Regions from separate parts of the Homo sapiens genome. Here region 1 is linked to region 2. The links are chromatin loops, found by intact Hi-C in ENCODE. Cell type or tissue: MCF 10A. All regions are shown on one strand. Each heading gives the region's core, and the rest is flanking DNA. Links, peaks and the distances in the headings are about the cores only. Region 1 has its middle 19 kb from the start of DPP4-DT. Region 2 overlaps DPP4 (dipeptidyl peptidase 4).

The links. Peaks named below come from ENCODE experiments on the same cell type or tissue, not always from the same donor. Only the 100,000 strongest peaks of a DNase experiment are listed, where the experiment ranks them.
Region 1: a loop joins it to region 2, with 4 times the contacts of the local background. A loop is called at or near these places in 6 of 110 quality-filtered maps.

What each region holds. Positions count from the first base shown.
Region 1 is chr2:162,089,073-162,098,358 of GRCh38, reverse strand. It overlaps the pseudogene EIF3EP2. Among named protein-coding and RNA genes, the nearest start is that of DPP4-DT, 19 kb to the right of the region's middle. RefSeq lists an enhancer at 4,436-5,635. In MCF 10A, for the core only: no CTCF peak of the experiment used is centred there; a DNase peak (open chromatin) is centred at 5,138.
Region 2 is chr2:162,026,456-162,028,955 of GRCh38, reverse strand. All of the region lies in intron 10 of DPP4 (dipeptidyl peptidase 4), which reads left to right. Among named protein-coding and RNA genes, the nearest start is that of DPP4, 47 kb to the left of the region's middle. RefSeq lists an enhancer at 2,021-2,190. In MCF 10A, for the core only: no CTCF peak of the experiment used is centred there; a DNase peak (open chromatin) is centred at 1,115.

The sequences.
Region 1 (9,286 bases), core at 4,033-6,532, 65 kb before region 2:
CTTATTCACTCATTCATTCATTTGCTCATTCAACAAGCCTACATTCAGTGACTACTCTGAGCTAGGCAGTGTGCTAGGCCCTGGGAATAAAATAGTGATATTTGCAGACTTCAGAGGATGGCAGAAAAGCAAAAAGACAATGAAATATAGTGCAGTTAGTGCTCTAGGAGGAGGGGGGTAAAGGTACCAGGGACACTCAGATTTTCCAGGTCTAGGAAGGTAACTTGGAGGAAGCAGCATCTAAGCAGAAGCTTTACAAACAGGGACTATACAGGTGCAGGCAATTGGGAGTGCTCTCAGGGACAGTGTTCGTGAAAGAGGATCCTGAATAAGCAAATGCCTAGAATGAAGGAAAGGTCAGGACCAAGAAGGTGGCAGGGAGTGGAGACGATGTTGTGGAGGAATTTACAGACATGTTTAAGGGATTGGAAACAACAGAATCCCATTTGGATTTGAGGACAGTCTCACAGAGCAGAGTACAGAGAATTGATGGAGCAGTAGGAAATGAGGTGGGCAAGAATCCTGGAAGTCAGCACGCCAGCTAAGAAAAGTGCTGGTAACCTGCAGTCCTAAGTGGCACTAGGGACTGGGATGTGGGATGGCCGAGTCTGGCGACTGGATATGATGGAGGGAGAACACACTGTAGGCTACTAGGAAGGTTTGTTACGTTCCTCAGAAATATTGCAAGGAAAACACTGAGACAACTGATACAGCTCAAATCCCATCACGCAGAACTCCAAGGGGAAACAATTCTTGTTTTGTTTTTTTCTTGAGATGGAGTCTCGCTGTGTCACCCAGGCTGGAGTGCAGTGCCATGATCTCAGCTCACTGCAACATCCATCTCCCAGGTTCAAGTGATTCTCCTGCCTCAGCCTCTCCAGTAGCTGGGATTACAGGTGTACACCACCACACCTGGCTAATTTTTGTATTTTTAGTAGAGAAGGGGTTTCACCATGTTAGCCAGGCTGGTCTTAAACTCCTGACCTTAAGTGACCTGCCCACCTCGGTCTCCCAAAGTGCTGGGACTACAGGTGTGAATCACCCCACCCGGCCACGGAAACAATTCTAAATGACCACTCTCCAGTGATTAAAATAAAGATTTCTCATAAGTGCTAAAGTATAACTCTTCCATTGAAAAAATAAAAACAAAAACTGCAGCATCCAGAGGGAAAATCTCTAATAATGAAATAATCAAGCATTTTAAGACATTTATCTTTGAAGGGGTTGGGGAGTTTCAATCTGGCACCCTGGGATTGACAGAGGGGAAATCCATTTTTTCTCTTGAGTGAAGATGCAGTCATTCTATGATTTTTGCATTTTCTTGCCTCCCACAGGATGCGATTTACCCCTAGATTAGTGAGCCTGTTAGGTGTCTCCTTATGTTTATGCTGCACCATGCCATGAGCTACTAATTAGTTCCTTTATTAATAAGACTGTCTATGAGATGCACACAGACTGAAGAAGAGCATTCACTGTTTTGGATAATTCAGAGTTGTAAATTATTACTGTACCTGGGACCAAAATATAAACAGGGGAGGGGTTACTCTTGGACATTAGCCAGAACCTTTTCAAAACAAAAATATTTCATGTATTTCTTGGAGTTCTCATTATAACAGTCAACCCAAATTATTATCAGCCATATTTCATTAATTTTACATGTTAGCACTTTTTATTCACGTGCAGGGTAGTTTTAATTTTCTTACAGTATTTCTCATTGAAATATTGCAGTGGACTAAATGTCTGTGTTCCCCAAAATTTATGTTGAGACTCTCATCTCAATGTGCTGGTATTTGGAGATGGGATATTTAGGAGGAAAATAGGTCATGAAGGGGGAGCCTCATGAATGGGATTAGTGCCCTTCTAAGAAGAAGCCGGAGAGCTAACCTGCTCCATTTCTGCCACATGATGATACAAGAAGTCCTAGTCTGCAATTTTAAAGAGGACCCTCATCAGAGCTGAAGCATGTGGGCACCCTGACTTCAGATTACCAGCTTCCAGAACTGTGAGAAATAAATTTCTGTAGTTTATAAGCCACCCGGTACATGGTACTTTGTTAGAGCAGCCTGAACTGAGTATGACAAATGTATAGTCTCCGGTGAGATAAAGGAAGCGTTCCTAAACCTCCTCTACACAGTTTGCCTCTGACTCGTAGAACACAGTTAAGAGTTGTTTCATAAAATGTTATTGACTCCAAGGCTTATGGTAAACTAATATAAATACATTCATTTATATCAGTTACCATAATTATAAGGCTTCTATTTAATTACTGGGTACAAAATAATGTAATTATGTCATCAACGACTGGTTTATTACAGCGTTTTATAGCTGTATTTAAAACAGTTTCGAGTTTATCTTCTTAAGTGTACTGTGCCACTATTCCAATGTCAATTTTATATTTGACATAATATAGACTGTATTGTTTTATGAACAAACCTTAACATATTAGGTTGTATTACATTAAATATTTATTTTTGTAGGTCAAAAATGGTCAAGGATCACCAGTTTCATATGGCTCAAATATAATCTTTCCATGTATTTTTTAAATCCCTTTCCATTATCAGGAACCACTGCCACCCAATCATTAAGTAAAATGCCTAAACCAAGTAACATCCATATAGTATATACCCCATATGTTATCCCCAATGTCATTTTTTAACTCTCGTTAAAAGTAGTTCACCAATCCCTAAGAATTAACTTCACACAGGGGTGCCTGGGTAGATTCAAGGTCCAGAAATATGATTGTGTATATGCTTAAGAGTTTACGATTTGCATCATGCTGCTATAAAGACACATGCACACACGTATGCTTATTGCGGCACCATTCACAATAGCAAAGACTTGGAACCAATCCAAATGTCCAACAATGATAGACTGGATTAAGAAAATGTGGCACATATACACCATGGAATACTATGCAGCCATAAAAAATGATGAGTTCATGTCCTTTGTAGGGACACGGATGAAGCTGGAAACCATCATTCTCAGCAAACTATTGCAAGGACAAAAAACCAAACACTGCACGTTCTCACTCATAGGTGGGAATTGAACAATGAGAACACTTGGACACAGGAAGGGGAATATCACACACCGGGTCCTGTTGTGGGGTGGGGGGAGGGGGGAGGGATAGTGTTAGGAGATATACCTAATGTAAATGATGAGTTAATGGGTGCAGCACACCAACATGGCACGTGTATACATATGTAACAAACCTGCACGTTATGCACATGTACCCTAGAACTTAAAGTATAATAAAAATATATATATATATATATATATATAAAAAGAGTTTATAATTTTCACTAAAAGAAAGAATAAAGACTGGTCTGTTTTACAGTAAATTCTGTGTTTGAATAAAACTTCAAAGGGCAATTGCTGAACAGAAATGTCCTACTTACTAATCAATGCCTTTCAAAACAAAAGAGAAGAAAATGCTATGAAAATTGTCCACCAGCAATGGCTTCAATGGAGTATACGAAAAAAAACAGGCTCTTCTTGGGAAAATAGGAAGATCCATGAATTTTAATTTGAGAACCTGGTTTGTCCAGGTTTTATTTCACTCCCTTCAAAAGTGAGAATACTTTGGTCACTTCTCTCTCAAAGCAGCTGGAAGGCCTGCAGAAGACAGCAAGACCTCAGATGTAGAGATGCTGGCACACTGAACCCTTGCACTGCTGAGATCCAAGAAGGCGGTCACATCTGCTGAGGACAGAGGTCTCTGAGGGGCTAAGGGATGCCATAATTTGCTGCTGTAGCTAGAATGCCAGGTGTTTCACAAAATCTTTGGGTAGAAACTCTTGCCGTTTATACCTTTTATGAATTATATTTATATGAAACTCTATACTTGTTTAGCAATAGAAGTAGCTTGAATTTCTAGATTTGTTCTATCCATATGTGCATTCTCAGTCCTTGAAAACCCTGAGAAAGAAAAAAGAAAGTTTATAAATACAAATTAGACGAGGTAGTCCTTGCCCATAAAGGGTGTATATTCTACTTGGACAGAAAAGATGAATATACGTGAAAGAATTACAGAATACATCTCCTTACACAATTCCCCTCTTCCCTAAGGGCATTCATTATTACAATACACTTATATAGCACCTCCTTTCCAATAGCCCAAACACCGGCTGTAGAACAAACTGTTGAATAAATACTTGTCACAATCCCCTTTTAACAAGTGAGTCCATCTGGAAAACCAATTCGGGTCCTTCATTCTAATCAAGAACTCTTCTGATTTTGGGATCTACTTTAATCTTTTTATGATAGGGCAATACTTCAGAAATTAAGAAAATAAAGCTGGTAAAGAATTATATTAATGACAACTTCATTCTCACTCATTAAGCATATCATGTGCCCTTGAACTAGTGTTTTAGATATTCTCTATACCTCTTTAGTATTTACAATGTTATTTGCAAAGTGTTGCTCAAAAAAGACACTGAGGCAGAGTCTGAAGCAGCAACTTTCCCTAGGTTACAGAACAGTAGGGGCCTCAAGTCCATGTTCCATCTACTACACCAACATGTCTCTCAAATGTCAGTTACCAGAGAAGCCAGAGAATGGAACATGAAAATTGTTTGCATGTCCATGAAAGCCTGAACCACCCTTCCCACCCAAAGTTTTCAGTTTCTAGAAAAAATCTACAACAGAATTTTTTAATCTACAGGGAATTTTAAGTGCTCATTTAGAAAAGAAAAATGCATAATACACCAATCCGACAGGATTTACCATCACTCCTCCCTCTGCCTGGGTCATATGGAACCAAGGATACTCTTTTATAGTGTTTTGCTGAAGCTCAGGCTGTCTTGTCCCTGGTAAAGTTGTCCTCTTCCCCTTGTCTCAGATCTTCAGAGGGCCTCCAGGCCCTGTTGCACAACCTTCTTCTCTGTGAGGCCGGTGACCATCTGCTCACCATCCTTCGAACCAAAGCCCATTCATGCACAGCCATTTGGGCCACTGGAATGTTGACACCCAGTCTTTTCCTCTTCAAACTCAGTTGCAATGTATTTTTAGTTGCGTGGATCATATTTTTCAACACTTGAGTCATTTTTGTGTCTCTGCTTATTTTCCTCCTATTTCTCCATGTTGTGTAATATTCCTTTGAGTTATCTTTTCCCAAGGAACTCAAAGAACTTGATGATTCAGCCCTCCACCCACACACCGCGTGAGGCAGGAGACTCTCCCCCTTGCTTTTCTGAGGTACAAAACTGGCTCAGGTACAGCTCTATTTTTCCAGCTGTCAAGCAGCAGCTGACCAGATTTTTTTCTATGCACTAAAAATTGACACGCAGCGAAGTGTGCTGTGGTGTGGCAGGGTGAATACAGGGTCTCAGAAGACCACAAAGGCAAAACAGAATCATGGATCTCACAGAGTAGCAAAGACCCTATGCAGAGAAACAAACTTAACAATTTTCATATGTCCAGGGTCCAAGCTAGCTGCTAGAAATAAATGGAATAAAGCCTAATCCCTGCCCATCAGGAAGGAAATGACACAATGAATCAGCATTTATTCACTCAGTGAGTCAGTAAACACTTAATAAGCAATTATTATTGTGCCAGATATTAGTGTAGGCCCTAGGAGTATATCAGTGAACAACAGAGACAAAATCCTTGAATATTACTGGATAATAGTAGATAATTATAGGGCTCTGGAGTCAGGCCTCATGGGTTCAAATACTTGCTGTGTAATACTGAGAAGAGTATGTACCCCTCTGCACCTCAATTTCCTCATCTACAAAGCAGGGATGATAAAGGTACCTACTGCATGGGGCTGTTATGAGGACTAAATGAACTATTACAAGTAAAGAGCTTACCTGAATGTCCAGCACCTAGCACGGGGTCCATGAATCTTAGCAATTATTACATTAGATAATTGCATTACAGAGTGATGAGTGCTTTGTTAAAAAGCAGTGAGGCACAAGTCTGTTTGAGAGCACAGAAGCCATGCACCTTGCTAGGGCAGTGGGTGGGCAAAGCTTCTTGGATGAGATGGCACTGGAGTTGCGATCATTGACTAGGACCTTAGCCAAATGAAAAACAAAGGGAATGAACTCCAGGTGGAGGAAACGTTATGTTTGAAGTTTCAAAAGCAAAAGAGAGAGCAAAACAGAGATTGCATTTCAATTCTTAGAAATGAATGCATGTAGCTTAGTGTGTAGGTGGCGGGATGTTGGGGAGGAGCCATGAGAAGGAAGGCTAAGCAGAGACCAGAACAGGATAAGGGATTTGGATTTGATCCTGCAGCAGGGGAAGCCACTAGTTTTAAGCAGGAAAGTAATAAACGCTGCCATGGAAAGAAATGACAAAAGGAGAGGCCAGTTAGATGGGCTGGGCGATGACCTGGTCTGGAAGAAAGGAAGGCCTGAGCAAAGGTGGAAGAGAGACCATAGAGAGATGTGGACAATGAAACGGGAGATTAGAGAGGTCTGTGTGTGGGATAAGGAGTGAGCAGGTATCAAGGAGGACTCCTGGGTTTCCGGCTTGGGCCATGTGGTGGCGATACTCTCATGGAGGGAGAGCATGATGCAGAAGGACCTAATTTGGTGACTAGTGGGTAGGGGAGTAGTGTTGGTAATTATTAACCCTCTCTGGCTAATTTAGATTTAATAGGCCTATGAGTCATCCAGGTGGGGACCTTCCGGAGGCTCAGACTCCAGAAGAGAGATCCCAGCTAGAGAAATACAAGCAGAAACCATCAGCATAGAGATACATTTGAAGGCTTGGGAGTAACTGAGATGACTCAGTTCTTATCTCATTAAATCTCTGCAACTCTGGGAAGAAGGTTTTTAAAAAACAGCCAAGGGCACATAATAAAGGTTTTTAAAAAACAGCCAAGGGCATATAATTGGATTGCAGACCCAGGCTTGTCTAACCGTAAAGTCTTCGCTCCTTTGTCTTCTCCCTACGGCCTTGCAGGTGGCCTGGTGAATGGCTGCAAGAAGCAGCTGTCTCCATGTTGCCAGCTTTGGCACATGGCTGAGTTTACTCTATCCCAGAGCTGGTGTAGTTTCTAGAAATACAAACAATAGAGCATGGCTGCCACACTCAAAGCGAGGTCAGAGAGACAGAAGCTTAACAGATTGTTTTAATAAAATATGCTCAAGGCAGTGAAGGAGATGGGAGCAGGGCACACGTTTGGGAAAACTTTTGAGAATCGGGAAGGGCTTCTCAGCCTCAAAAGTCCTGATAAAATGCATATGTCAATCCTATCAACCTCCATCAAGTCTGTATATCAGAATAGACGAAGGTTTTCTTTCTTAATAAATTTTATGTATATAAAAGGTATACAATATATTATGAGATACATACATATAGTGAAATGGTTACTCTAGCAGAACAAATTAACATATCCTTTCATCTTACATAGTTACCAGTCCCCATCATGGCAAAAGCAGCTATATTTAATCCTTCAGCAAAAATCCTGAATGCAATACACCAGTATTAACTAGCGGCCTCAGGTTGTATATTAAATCTTTCAACTTGTTCACCCTACATTTGCTACTTTATGTCCTTTGACCTGCATCTCCCTATTTTCTCCCCATCCCCAAACCTGGTCACCACTGTTTTAGTCTCTATCTCTATATATTGCATGCTGTCACTTATATATGGAATCTTAAAAAAATGAAATAGGTTAGAATAGATGAAATTTGATAGCAGAGAAAGGGAGGAAGAGGTTGGGCCTTTGGAGGGGGACTGTTTGGAAGGAAATACTACAGAAGGGGATTCTTGGCATAGAAGAGACATTGAAAAAGAGGTGACAAGGCCTAGGAGGGAAACAGGGCACTTACAGCATGGAGCCAGGAGGACCACTACACTCTGAACATCAGATCCATAGCCCAGTGGATTAGCCTCCAGGAATTCTAATCTCCTCCCTCAGCTTCCTCTGGAAAATGCTTACATGGGGTTGGGGTTGGGGGCAGTAAAGCCTAATTATCTCAGACTTAGTCTTGTGTTGTTTGGCTAGAAAGCTCAGGTGGATTAACAACTGTAAACTGGTTTGTAAACTGTAATCCTGGAGATGTTCCTTATTTGTTCAAATTGATATTCCCAGGACATTTCCTGGTTTAGTAACTTCTCAATAAGTATGAGTCATCCTTCAGCTTCTCCTGAGATCACTTTTAGTGTATCTGCCAACATACTAATGCTAATACTCCGGTGGATATATCAGAGAGTCTTAAATATAAATATACAAATATTTCTAATGAAATCCTCAAAAAGTAGACATTGGAGCATGGGTGTTTTTTCTGGTCCCCATCAAAGTAAAAGCTTTCAACCAGCTCAGTAACAGGGTTTTTATGTGTAGGATTTCTTTTGAAAGACATTGGCTAGGTCTTTTACCATCTTCCTGCATTTCCGAGCATCTTTGACTATTATGGCTACTGTAGTCAAATAGCAGAGACACATCATCTGAATTATTAAAATAGTGTGGCTGAAAAAGGTGAGATAAATAATGGTAACACAGCTGTAGGGGTGGTTGAAAACAACAGAGACCGATGAATGAGACATGTTTGTTGCCAAAACACCGGAGTGGAACAATTATTATCAATGGTGTCTTAAATGTGTAAGATCGTCCATGGCTGCATCCCCATTTCGCATTGTGGAAATAAATGAAAACCACCCAAATGAGAACAAACAGGATTATTTTTTCAAGGTTTACTGTAGCAAGGGAGTCAGTCACCATCACTTAGCAGAGATTCGAAGGCAGGAAGGGCAGGGGGAAAGATTTATAGAGAAAACAGGAAAGGCTTCAGGTGTGCTCTGATCAAAGCCTGTTGGCATAAGAAACAGGAGGTAGGCTAATTAAAAGCAGGACATCTGACGAGATTGGTGTGGGGAGGATAGAAATCTTTTTCTGGTCCTGAGTTAGAAGCAAAGTTTACAATCCTGACTATTCTGGGCTGATTGCAGCAGAGGTTGTGGGGCAGAGTCCAATTGTCAGGTACAGTCTGGTCACTGACTGTTTGCATATTCAGTCTCTCAGCATTAAGATTTCAGAGATGAGACTGGGTATGGTGGCTCATGCCTGTAATCCCAGCACTTTGGGAGGCCAGGGCAGGCAGATCACTTAAGGTCAAGAATTCGAGACCAGCCTGGTCAACATGGTGAAACCCTATCTGTACTAAATATACAAAAACTAGCTGGGTGTGGTGGCAGATGCCTGTAATCCCAGCTACTCGGGAAGCTGAGGCAAAGAATCACTTGAACCTGAGAGGTGGAGATTGCAGTCAGCCAAGATCACACCACTGCACTCCAGCCTAGGCAACAGAGTGAGACTCCGTCTCAAAAAAAAAAA
Region 2 (2,500 bases), core at 1-2,500:
GGTTTCATAGAGGGAGCGAGTATGAACTGGGAATCTGAAGCCAACAGCTTGAATTGAATCCCGGCTCCAACACTTCCCAGTTGGGCGATAGTGGGCAAGTTACTTAAATCCTCTGCTGTTAAGTTTCTTTGTCTGCAGAGCATGATCTGCAGTACTCACCTCATAGGGTGGTCATGAGCTTATGTCAAGCACTTAGAATAGTTCCTGGCACATAGTAGACTCCACATGGGTGTGAACTTATTATTTTACATCCAGAAATTACTCCGTCATTTTAGTATTAAAATCAACCATATTCCCGTTGGACTAATCCAGCTGCAGAAGGTAGAAGAGCTTGCTGGCTCATATGTCTAACCTGGGTAAGTTGTCCAGGCTCTCAGGAAGGCCTGGACTGCAGGGGTGGTCCCTCTTCTACCCCACCAAAACCATTACATAAGAAAGCTACTCAGTATTGGCCTGTTTTTGCAGAATAAAAGCAGCATGCAGTATGCAAAGCATAGATGATAATCCTGCTGGTTGGATTTTTCTGGTTTTAAGTGGGACTTAAACTTTTCAGTAAAAAGTACAATTGAGCCATTGGCTTTATTTATTTATTTTGAGATGGGGTCTTACTCTGTCACCCAGGCTGGAGTGCAATGGCATGATCTCGGCTCAATGCAACCTCTGTCTGCCCGGTTCAATTAGTTCTCCTGCCTCAGCCTCCCGAGTAGCTGGGATTACAGATGCGCCCCACCATGCCTGACTAATTTTTGTATTTTTAGTAGACACAGGGTATCACCATGCTGGCCAAGCTGGTCTCGAACTCCTGGCCTCAAATGATCCACCTGTGTTGGCCTCCCAAAATGCTGCTATTACAGGCATGAGTCACTGCACCTGGCAGTTTTTTGTTTTTTTTTTTTTTAAATGATTCTTTGACATCTCAGACTGGCATAATCTTGGCTCAAGGCTGCCACTGAAGGGAAGTATGTTTATAAGAAAATTCAAAAATTCCTGTCTGCGCCACGGGTGAACTGCCTTGCTGAGCATGCACAGGGTGCAGAGTACACCTGGGGTCATGGAGAGTAACCCAGGCCATGCAGAGTCCAGGACCATAAACCTTTGATCTGAAAATGGGCAGGGAAGATGACTGATGCACGTGAGTTTCCTGGCTGACTTCCCAAATTCCATTACTCAATGTTTTCAAATGGGGAAAGGTTGCTTTTATATTGCTGATTTCTGAACCTGATGTTTAATTTATGACTGTTAATAGATAAAGCTATTTAGTACTGGGTGATCCACTAATTATTGTCAAAAAGTTGTTCCCCCCATCACATACCCCTTCGCTCTACCAGAGCACTTTTAAAAAGAAGAATATTGCTGGAGCCCAAATTCCTAATCTATGCCCATGGAATTTTCAGATGTTGTATGTATGTCAGTGGAGAGGCTTTTCCCACCTAGAGAGAGGTACATCAGTTTCATCAGATTGTCCAAATGGTTTTTGGCCTGAAAAAATAGTAACCACTGATACAGGACAGGGGTTAACACACTAGGGTTTATGGGCCAAATGCAGTCCACTGCCCATTTCTGTGTGGTCCACAAGTAAGAATGGTTTTTACTTTTTTTTTTTTTTTGAGACCGAGTCTCACTCTCACCCAGGCTAGAGTGCAGCGGCTTGATCTTGGCTCATCACAACCTCCGTCTCCCGGGTTCAAGCAATTCTCCTGCCTCAGCCTCCTGAGTAGCTGGGATTACAGGTGTGTGCCACCACACCTGGCTAATTTTTGCATTTTTAGTAGAGTCAGGGTTTTGCCATGTTGGTCAGGCTGGTCTTGAACTCCTGACCTCAGGTGATCTGCCCAGGTTTTACATTTTTAAGTGGTTGGGAACAAAAATCAAAAGAGTAATAATATTTCATTATACATGAAAGTTTAATGAAATTCAAATTTTAGCTTTTCAGTGGAATATTAAATGAACTCATTCATTTAATTATGGTCTCTGGCTACATTTGTGCTACAAAGGCAGAGTGGAGTAGTGACAGAGATGTGGACCACAATGCTTAAAATACTTAACTCTCTGACCCTTAATTGAAAAAGTTTTCCAACGTCTGGTCTAAAAAACTAATTTCAGAAAGCTTCATTTTTCTGTTGTGCTTTTCATACTTCCATTCTCTTTGCACAGATTTATTGCCTTTCTTGGGTAAAGTGTATTCACCTTTCCAGGTTCTCATTTAGCTCCCCTGCATTGGGCAGATGCAGAAGCGTCAGACTGGATGAGATGTCTCTGTTTCCCGGCATGGAAAGTGGCAGTTGCACTCTCAGCCCCTGCAGCCTGGCGGTTTGTGATGAGTGCAATGAGACCTGGCAGAGTGGTGTGGGAGAAGGAGGTTTCCAAGAAGACATCGTGGATGAGGGGACATTTAGGCCAAGACCTAAGGAAGTTAGAGCTTGGCAGCCACTTCAGGCTAAAGAGCAAGACTGAACAAAGAGGGGGCAACTGGGGAAACTCATGGTGTGTTCCTGAGAAT